Linked DNA regions of Homo sapiens: region 2 is linked to region 1. A link is an interaction called in ENCODE POLR2A ChIA-PET data of the cell type or tissue named here. Cell type or tissue: Panc1. All regions are shown on one strand.

The links. Peaks named below come from ENCODE experiments on the same cell type or tissue, not always from the same donor. Only the 100,000 strongest peaks of a DNase experiment are listed, where the experiment ranks them.
Region 2: POLR2A ChIA-PET joins it to region 1 with 7 read pairs; 3 of 35 experiments call an interaction of 5 or more read pairs at or near these places.

The regions. Positions count from the first base shown.
Region 1 is chr19:33,396,377-33,401,376 of GRCh38, forward strand. The region is part of intron 12 of PEPD (peptidase D); the gene reads right to left. Among named protein-coding and RNA genes, the nearest start is that of CEBPG, 25 kb to the left of the region's middle. RefSeq lists an enhancer at 1-546. In Panc1, CTCF peaks have their summits at 1,916 and 2,134; no DNase peak of the experiment used is centred here.
Region 2 is chr19:33,116,157-33,121,156 of GRCh38, forward strand. It overlaps GPATCH1 (G-patch domain containing 1), which reads left to right. Exons shown (of 20, transcript NM_018025.3): 16 at 1,669-1,885; 17 at 2,854-2,961. Among named protein-coding and RNA genes, the nearest start is that of WDR88, 13 kb to the right of the region's middle. RefSeq lists an enhancer at 2,294-2,463. In Panc1, no CTCF peak of the experiment used is centred here; no DNase peak of the experiment used is centred here; H3K27ac peaks cover 1,107 bases.

The DNA of each region.
Region 1 (5,000 bases):
CTGGGCCCCTCTCCCAGCCACCTGGTCATCCCGCGCCTCAGTGCCCCTCTCTCGCCCCGTCAGGACTGTTTTGGAGGTGGGGACACTTCCTGCCACTTCTTTCCCCTCCTCTGACCTCACATTGGCAGCACCCCCGTCACTCACAAGTGGCCAGGACCCTGAGGGCAGGGACAGAGCCAGGAGCGGGGGAACGAAACACAAAAGAGCTCATGAATCGTGGGCCACCATTGCTGTTCCAGGTTGATAGGAGCTGGGCCCCCAGTGACAGGGGCACAGGAGGCTCCTGGGTGAGCACAGGAAAGAGTAGAGAAAGGCGGGGAGGCCAGGGAGGGTGGGGGGGTGAGGAGAGAGGGAGCTGGGTCGGGGCTGGGAGGCGAGGCTACAGGAGGCTCTGGGGCTTGCAGGCGGAGGGCATGGGGCCCTCAGTGCTGGGGTCCTCTGGAGCTCCAGGGTGGCTGCAGGGACTGAGCCCGCGGGACAGGGACAGCTGTGCTGCTTCTAGGAACAGCCTTCCTGCTGTGGCTGTGCCAATGCAGACCCTGACTCAGGGCCACCCTGCCGGGCTCGCCCATCCGTCCCAGCAGCGCCTCCCCCCATTCCCCTCACCATGCATGCAGGGGTCTGCATGGGGTGGGCAGCCTGCCCCAACACAGGAGCCGCGCTGAGCTTGGATCCCACCCAACCTCCCGTGCATGGCACTCCCCGAGGTCCTGCAGCTGCTGGGCCTGCCCTGCCACCCGCCTGTGGACTCCCAGCCGCCAGGGTAGGGTCTCCGTCTGAGCGAGCGCAGCCTCCTTCCTCGCCGACTGTGAATGACAGTGAGGAATGCTCCCCCACCAGCCCTAGGATCAGGGGCCAAGGCCTGCATTCCTCAACCCCCCAGGGTCCTGACCATTCTTTCCTGCCTCTCCTTTGGGCTTAGCTATGGGGTTTCCTGCTTTATTTACTCTCCCTGGAAGGTCACAGGATGCAGTCGGGCAGTCTCGGTGGGGTGTTTGTCTTGGCCCAGGAATTGAACCCACGAACCCAGGGCATTTCCGCTGGGACAAGGCAGGGGGCTGACCTGGCCACGGCCTCCTCGATGCTACGGGAGGCGACCTGCCCCATCCGGAGGGCAGCTCTGTGGGCCCAGGGCCTGCCCCACGGGCCTTCACTGTGTGTGATCCAGATGGAGTCCGACTCTGCCCTTGGGGGACACCAATGCCACACAGCTCAGTGTGGGTGGTAGGTGTGGGGGGGCTGCTGGGGGGCTGCTCCATTCCCTTACACAGGGATCCTCCAGACCCCAGGCTGGGTCTGGGCAGCAAAGCCCAGTGGTGGGTGGGAGCGGGGCTGGGGGAGGACCTGCCTCCCATGGTCTGAGATGAGCCTAGCTGGATTTGGCCTTGTGGCCCCAGACACCCCTGCCAGGCCTGAGGCCTGTGCCTGCCCCAAGAGTCAGCATGAACCAGGCAGCACCACGGGATGGGAGACCCAGCTCAGGCCTTTCTCAGTGCCACATGGGGCCTGGGGACTTGCCCCGAGGTCTGGCCACTTTCTGGACAGAATTGGGGCTGCTGAGTTGGGCCAGGGAGCTGGCCAGGATGCCAGCTGTGGAGATGCCACCCAGGTCCTGCCCAGGCCGCAGCAGGCTTTCCTGCAGGTGAGGCCAGCCAGGGCTGGGCCATCCCTGGTTTCAGCACAGGAGACTGAGGGGTAAGACAATGGCTTTCCCACCGAACACCCCCCAGGCCTTGGCCCCTATGCTGCGTCAATCCGCCGCCCTGCTCCCCGTGGCCTGGTGCTACCTCTGGCACCCTGATGGGCCCGGCACTGCCTGCTGACCAAGCTGAGCTCCTCAGCCTGATGCTTGGGTGTACAGGGTTGCTGGGCTTGGTGGGCCCCCGCCCCTCACAGGCTGCAAAGCTCTGCTTCGCCGCTGGGAGGCTCAGCCCCTTGCAGCCTGGGGCTCTGACTTTCTGGACATCTGGATTTCACGACTGCCCGTGGATGTCTGACACTACCACTTGATGTGATGGTGACACAGTTCGCAATGACACAGCCCACCTTGGCACAGCTACAGAGTGGGAGGCCAGCCCTGTACGTGAAGGGTGTCTGAGAGACTCTGGCCCACCTGAGAGGCTGTGCCCGGCGGAGGGCTCTCCGTGGAGGGTACAGGAGCTGGGCTCACAGATACTAGGTGAATACACCACAGGCCACGCTCACCTGCCAAATCCTCCTGCTGGATCTGAAACACTGATCATTCATTCGAGTGACTAGTGGTATTTAAAACTGAGCAAGAAATTCTCATCCCCAGAATGAAGGAAGGAGAAGGAGTGGCGCCCCTGGGCGACTGCTTCGTGGAGGCTGGATTGGATTTGACAGCTAACGGGGGATGCTTCCCATGGCTGAAGAGTCAGAAAGAATAAGAAGGGACGCAGCAAGCAAACTGTCCCGTCCCTTCCTGCACCTCCTTTATGGTTTTCACAGGCGCACGGGAATTCACGCTCTCACTCCCTCTTCCTTTTACCCACAAGGGCCCGCTGGCCATACCCTCTGGCGCTCTTCTGTCCTCACCCACCCATCTGCCTGGAGACACCTGTATATTCATACTCAGGGGTGGCAGCTCCTTTTTGTTTGTTTTTTGAGACAGGGTCTCACTCCATCACCCAGGCTGGAGTGCAGTGGTGTGATCTTGGCTCACTGCAACCTCCGCCTCCTAGGTTCAAGCGATTCGATTCTCGTGCCTTGGCCTCCCGAGTAGCTGGGATTACAGGCATGAACCATCACGCCCAGCTAATTTGTGTAATTTTAGTAGAGACAGGGTTTCTCCATGTTGCCCATGCTGGTCTTCAACTCCTGACCTCAAGTGATCCGCCCGCCTCCCAAGTGCTGGGATTATAAGTGTGAGCCACAGAGCCCGGCCTGCTGCTTTTTAAGCAAAGCAATTCCGCAGAAAATGCTGTTTTCCTCGGCAGCTGCTAAACCAGGTGAGTCCGATCAGCGCTGTCACCCCATCACAAGCTTATTGACTTTTGGATTTTCTGTCCTGTCTTCCTTTTGGGGCACATCTGGGGTCCCCCTGCTTGCACTCATGCGTTTGTCAAGCTCTGTTCCTGTTGGATGCGTGAAGGTGTGGGGCTGGGGCCTGGCACTGCCCCCAGCGTCCCTCCGCGGCTCCTCAGCCTCTGGTGGGGGCTCTGGAGGCTGGACTGGGCACCATCTGCAAAGGCCTGCCCACAGTCTGCCTCCTCTGAAAGCGACGGTGGCTGAGGGCCCCTCTGAAGCACACTTGGGCCGGCGATCGAGGCTGCAACTCATCCCAGCAACGGGCTGTGGGGCCGCAGGGACTGCTCAGTCGACCGCCGAGCCATCAAGTTCTGAGGCCGCATTCTGGAGGCTCCAGATCTTTCTTTCTTCTTTTTTCCTTGAACACTGAGGGCGCACTTGGCAGCTGCCAGCTCTCTGTGGGTCCTTAACAGAGGGCACTCCATGTCTAACTAGATGCCACGGTCCAGAGCTGGCCAGGCCCGCTCTGAAGTGGACTCTGCCTTGGGAGAGCAGGGGTCTATCCTTCGCCTGTTTGGGGCTTAAGTAAGGTACCTGGCCAGCAGGCGGCAGAGCTGGGGCTGGGCTCGGGGCACTCTGGGTCTGGGGCCTGCATCCTGGACTCTGAAGCCTTGCGCTACTGGGCTATCCCCTCTGCCCGCGGTAAGCCCACCTGGCTCCTGGAGGACGCCTGAGCTCCCCTACACAGGGGGCTGCCTTGGGCCTGCCTGTCTCTCTGGAGGTCTGTATAGCTGTGGGTGAGAGGCAGTGGGCGAGGGTGGGGGCAAGCTGGGGGGGCTGGACTATGACCTGGGCATGGCCAACACGAGGTGATCTCTGACCTCGACCCAGATGGAGGGACTCCAGGCTGCAGAAGGTGGCTGGGGCCTGTGTGCTGAGGGCGGGCCCTGGCCAGACGATCCAGCTGTGAGTACAGGGCCATTGTCCTGTGCCACTGCAGCCCTGGCCCCAGCCCAGACCTGATTTTCCACCTCTGTGAATTTGTGGCAGCCCCAAATGACCGAATTGGCTGGAGACTGTTCTGTTGCTTATAACCAAAGATGCAGAACCTGCGTGCCTTGGGGGGCCAGCTGTGCCTGGGCCGGTGTGGGCAGGGAAAGCCCCTCTGCGCTGCAGGCTGGACCCTGGCAGCTGCCGAACAGATCTCAGTCAGAGTCGTGGGAGCCATGTGCCTGTAGAGGGCCAGGCCTAGGGGTTGGCCAGCACATGGTGATCCCATAGGAACCTGCCCAGGCTCTGGTGAATCCAAGGATTACGGCAGGGGTGCTGTGTTGAAGCCCTGGAAGGCTTGAAGCAAGAACATGAGAAGACCACATCCCTCAATTCTCTCCTCTGGGCAAAGGTGACAAGCCAGGACCTCCCATCACTGCTGGGAAATGGTTTCTATTGTTGCAGGGCAGAGAGCTGGGGTTCGATCCTGTGGGTGCTAGACTCCACCCCTGCCAGGGCTATGGAGGACCCAGGGGTCACTCGGCAGGAGGCTGGCTGAGCGGGATGGGGACAGCGGGAGGTGCCCAGGGGGAACTCCTGAAAGCTGGCCTTGTTGGGAGGATGCTGGCTCCCCTCCAGGGGACCTCCTCTGCCTGCCCTGACAGACATCAACGGCGCGCGGTGGGAGGTCAAGAGGTACCAGTGGGGCCTGTGCAGGCTGCCTGGGGTTGGGAGGGCTGAGGGCAGGACAGGTTGGCCTACGCTGGCCGCTGGGAGAGAGAAACACCAGGCCCATCCTGGCCTCAACATGGCCATCATGGTGGTGACTGTGACCCCTGCAGGGCACTACCACAGGCCAGGCGGCCTTGCAGGTGCTTTACACAGCTTAACTCAGTCTCCATGAGTCGGCTGCTTCCCCATTTACAGATGTGGAAACGGCCACCCAGAGGAGGGCTTTCCATCCAAGGTCACAGAGCGCTGAGCGGCACGTGAACCTGCTCTGACCCCATGCCAGTGTCCAG
Region 2 (5,000 bases), 280 kb before region 1:
CCTTTTACTCTCCTCCCTCTATGCTGTCTTACATATTACATGTACACACAATGAAAATGCCATCAAACCAGTGGTGATCATTTTTGCTTTTAGTCATTAAACATATTTTAAAAGAACCGATGCAGAGACAATAGCCTACTCTGTTTAATCAGATATTTTCTATTTCTGTTGCTCTTTCTTCATCCTTGAAGTTCCACGTTCCCCTCACCTATCATTTCTGTCTGAGGAACTTCCTTTAGCATTTCTTTTAGACCAGTTCCAACAAGTGATTCTCTTAAATTGCCATTATCTGAGAATGTCTTATATTTTGTCTTCATTCCTGAAGGATGTTTTTGCTGGATATAGAATTCTGGGTTGATAATTTTTGTTTTGTTTTGTTTGTTTGTTTTTTGAGACGGAGTCTCGCTCTGTCACCCAGGCTGGAGGGCAGTGGCGCGATCTCAGCTCACTGCAAGCTCCACCTCCCAGGTTCACGCCATTCTCCTGCCTCAGCCTCCCGAGTAGCTGGGACTACAGGCGCCCGCCACCACGCCTGGCTAATTTTTTGTATTTTTAGTAGAGACGGGGTTTTACTGTGTTAGCCAGGATGGTCTCGATCTCCTGACCTCGTGATCCACCCGCCTCGGCCTCCCAAAGTGCTGGGATTACAGGCGTGAGCCACTGCGCATGGCCAATTTTTTTTTAAATTAAACTGCTACTTCCTCCGGGGTTTCGTGATTTCTGATGAGAAATCTTCAACCATTCAAATTGTCCTCAGGCTGGGTGTGTTGGCTCACATCTATAATCCCAGCACTTTGGGAGGCTGAGGCAGGGGGCTTGTTTGAGGCTAGGAGTTTGAGACTACCCTGGGCAACATCGTGAGACCCCATCTTTTACAAAAAATTAAAAAACTAGTTGGGTGTGGTGGCATGCACCTGTGGTCCCAGCTACTCAAGGGGCTACGGTTGGAGGATCACTTGAGCCCAGGAGGTCAACACTGCAGTGTGCTATGATCGCACCATTGCTTTCCAGCCTGGGTGACAGAGTGAGACCCTGGCTCAAAAAACCCCAAAACAAATTATTATTCCTCTGTACATAATGATGTGATTTTTCTCCTAGCTGCTTTCAAGATTTTTACTTGGTCTTTGGATTTTAGCGGTTTGATTATGATGTATCTGGGTGTGAATTCTTTTGAGTTTATTTTGTTTGGGGTTTGTTAAGTTGCCTGAATCTGAGTTTGGAAATAGAACAGAGGCACAGTGCTCTACTGCATTTTTGGGGATCCTAGTAGCTGGGATTACAGACGCCCACCACCATGCCCAGCTAATTTTTGTACTTTTAGTAGAGACAGGGTTTCACCATTTTGGCCAGGATGGTCTCGATCTCCTGACCTTGTGATCCACCCGCCTAGGCCTCCCAAAGTGCTGGAATTACAGGGGTGAGCCACCACGCCTGGCCCGGTTTTGCTTCTTTGACCTCATCAGCACATTGTACAGTTGTTGACTCGGAAACACCACAAAAATAGAAGCTATGTGAGTGATCACTGTTTAGTTGGGTGGTGTGTGGCTATGGATACCCATGTACATGAGCATAAACATAAATATGTGTGTCTGGGAGTGTATTCTAGAATGTCTCCTCCCTTTTACCCTTGCCTCTGTATCCCTGACTCTTATTTCACTGTCAATACAGACCGTCAACAAAGATGTGGACGCACAGGCTGAAGGAGAAGGGAGCCGCCCATCCATGGACTTATTCAGGGCCATCTTTGCCAGTTCCTCAGATGAAAAGTCCTCATCCTCCGAGGATGAGCAAGGTGACAGTGAAGATGATCAGGCAGGCTCTGGGGAGGCCAACTTCCAAAGCTCCCAAGACACTGACTTGGGGGAAACATCATCTGTGGCTCACGGTATGTCAGTATTTCAGACTCGGGGATCTAAAGGAGAAGACAATGACTCTAGGACAGCTGCTTCTCTGTTTACTCTATAATCTTAAACCCGAATGATTAGCAATCAATGATATGTAATCTTTTATATGTATATAATTTTTTTTTTTTTTTTTTTGGAAACAGGATCTGGCTCTGTCCCCAGGGTGGAGTACAGTGGCGCAATCTTCGGCTCACTGCAGCTTCCACCTCCTGGGCTCAAGCAATCCTCCCACTTCAGCCTCCTGAGTAGCTGGGACTACAGGAATGTGCCACCACCCCTGGCTAATTTTTGTATTTTTAGTAGAGATGGGGTTTCACCATGTTGGCCAGGCTAGTCTCTAACTCCTGACCTCAGGTGATCTGCCCACCTCAGCCTCCCAAAGTGCTGGGATTACAGGCATAATCCCAGTGCCCGGCTAGTTTTCCAGACTTTTAAAATTTTTATATCTCTTCTATCTGAATATATAGTAATCTGCTTAAAAAACAAGATTATTAACGTGAATATGATCATTTATCTTCAAGGTTTTTTCTTTGATAATTTATTTTGAGTGAAACTTGTCTCCCGCAGTTCTCTGTGATGGGACATACATAGTCTTACATTCCTGATGGTTTGTAAGATTTTCCTTCTCAGATGGCCCTTTCTTGGGGACACATTTCTACTTTTCAGGTCTTAGGGGCGCTAGGCTACGTGCCCACGGGTGCACTTGGCACGCTGTACCTCAGCCATTGCTGCCCTTGGTTGCAGGTGCCCTCGTGTGACTGACTTCCAGCTCTGGAGTTCACAAGGGCAGCACCGGGGTCTGCGTGTTCACTGCTGCATCCTTAGCACCTGGCAGGAGTGAAGTGGTGTGGGCAAGCATATGTTATCTGGTGGCAAAAGACATGAATGAAAGACTCAGAGACATTAACATGGGGCAGACGAATGACATGAACACCCCGCTGTTTTTCAGCTCTTGTGCCAGCACCCCAGGAGCCGCCACCTTCCTTCCCGATACAAAAGATGCAGATAGATGAAAGAGAAGAGTTCGGCCCGCGGCTGCCTCCCGTCTTCTGCCCCAGTGAGTGCAGAGCCCTTTGGTTCGCCCATTTTTATCAGTGTGTGATTGCCCTGAGATGGGGACAGTGTGACTTAGAGCCGACCAAACATACGTGCTTGCTTCTGGTTTATATGTTTTCAGTCATATTTTAAACCCGTTGTCTCCACCTAGTGCCTGAAATGATAGTTGTTTCTATACACCTTCAGAGACCTCCAAACTTTATTTCCTTTACCTGCCACATGTTTACAGGAGGGTCCTAAGTATCTTAAGTTTTGTTATAGAAATATAAGTTTCCCAACAGAGCTTAAAGAAAAAGAGCCTGGCCGGGCACAGTGGCTCATGCCTGTAATCCCAGCACTTTGGGAGGCCGAGGTGGGCGGATCACGAGGTCAAGAGATCGAGACCATTCTGGCCAACATAGTGAAACCCCGTCTCTACTAAAAATACAAAAATTACCTGGGCGTAGTGACGCACGCCTGTAGTCCCAGCTACTCTGGAGGCTGAGGCAGAAGAATCGCTTGAACCCGGGAGGTGGAGGTTGCAGTGAGCCGATATTGCACCATTGCACTCCAGCCCAGGTGACTGAGTGAGACTCTGCCTCAAAAAAAAAAAAAAGGGGCTGCAGCCAGGCACAATGGCTCTAGCTGGGCTGGTGGCTCACACCTGTTATCCCAGCACTTTGGGAGGGCGAGGTGGGAGGATTGCTTGAGGTCAGGAGTTTGAGACCACCCTGGTGAATTTGGTGAAAGCCCATCTCTACTATAATTTTTATAAAAATTATAAAATTTTATAAAAATATAAAATACAAAATTATATATTTTATATATAAAAATTATATATATTTTTATATTTTATAAATTTTATATATTTTACAAATTTATATATTTTATATATTTATATATTATATTTTATATATTTTATATATTTATATATTTATATATTTATATTTTATATATTTATACTTATATATATATAAAATATAAATTTAAATATTTAAAATAAATATATTTTAACTTAATTTAAATATATTTCTAAATATATTTAAATAAAATATGTAAATATTTAAAATAAATATATATTCATATATAAATACATATTAAAATATATTCATATAAATATATATATTTAGATATTTTATAAATTTTAATATATTTTTATAATTTTTTATATATAACAATTATATATAAAAATTATATATAAAATTATATATTTTATACATAAAAATGATATATAAAATTATATATAAAATTATATATTTTTATACATTAAAATTTTATAAAAATATAAAATATAAAAATTAGCCAGGCATGGTGGTGTGTGCCTGTAATCCCAGCTAGTAAGGAGGCTGAGGCACCAGAATCATTTGAACCTGAGAGGCAAAGGTTGCAGTGAGCCGAGATCGAGATCGCGCCACTGCACTCCAGTCTGGGTGACAGAGCAAGACTCTGTCTCAAAAAAAAAAAAAAAAAAAGGTAAAAGAGGCTGGGTGCGGTGGCTCATACTTGTAATAGCAGTTTGGGAGGCCAAGGCAGACAGATCGCTTGAGCCCAGTAGTCCGAGACAAGCCCAGCCTGGGTGACACAGGGAGACCCATCTCTATTTAAAAAAAAAGGGTGGGCACGGTGGCTCACGCCTGTCATCCCAGCGCTTTGGGAGGTCGAGGTGGGCAGATCACGAGATCAGGAGATCGAGACCATCCTGGCTAACACGGTGAAACCCCATCTGTACTAAAAATACAAAAAAATTAGCCGGACGTGGTGGCATGTGCCTGTAGTCCCAGCTGCTGGGGAGGCTGAGGCAGAAGAAGGGCGTGAACCTGGGAGGCGGAGCTTGCAGTGAGCCAAGATCGCACCACTGCACTCCAGCCTGGGCGACAGAGCAAGACTCCGTCTCAAAAAATAAATAAATTAATTAATTTAAAAAAAATTAAAAAAGAAAAAGAGAAATTAAAAAAATAGTATACAAAATTGGAGGGGAATTGCAAGAAGAGTATTTAAGACTAATATATTTTTAAAATTTTATTTATTTATTTATTTATTTTTCAGACAGGGTCTCACTCT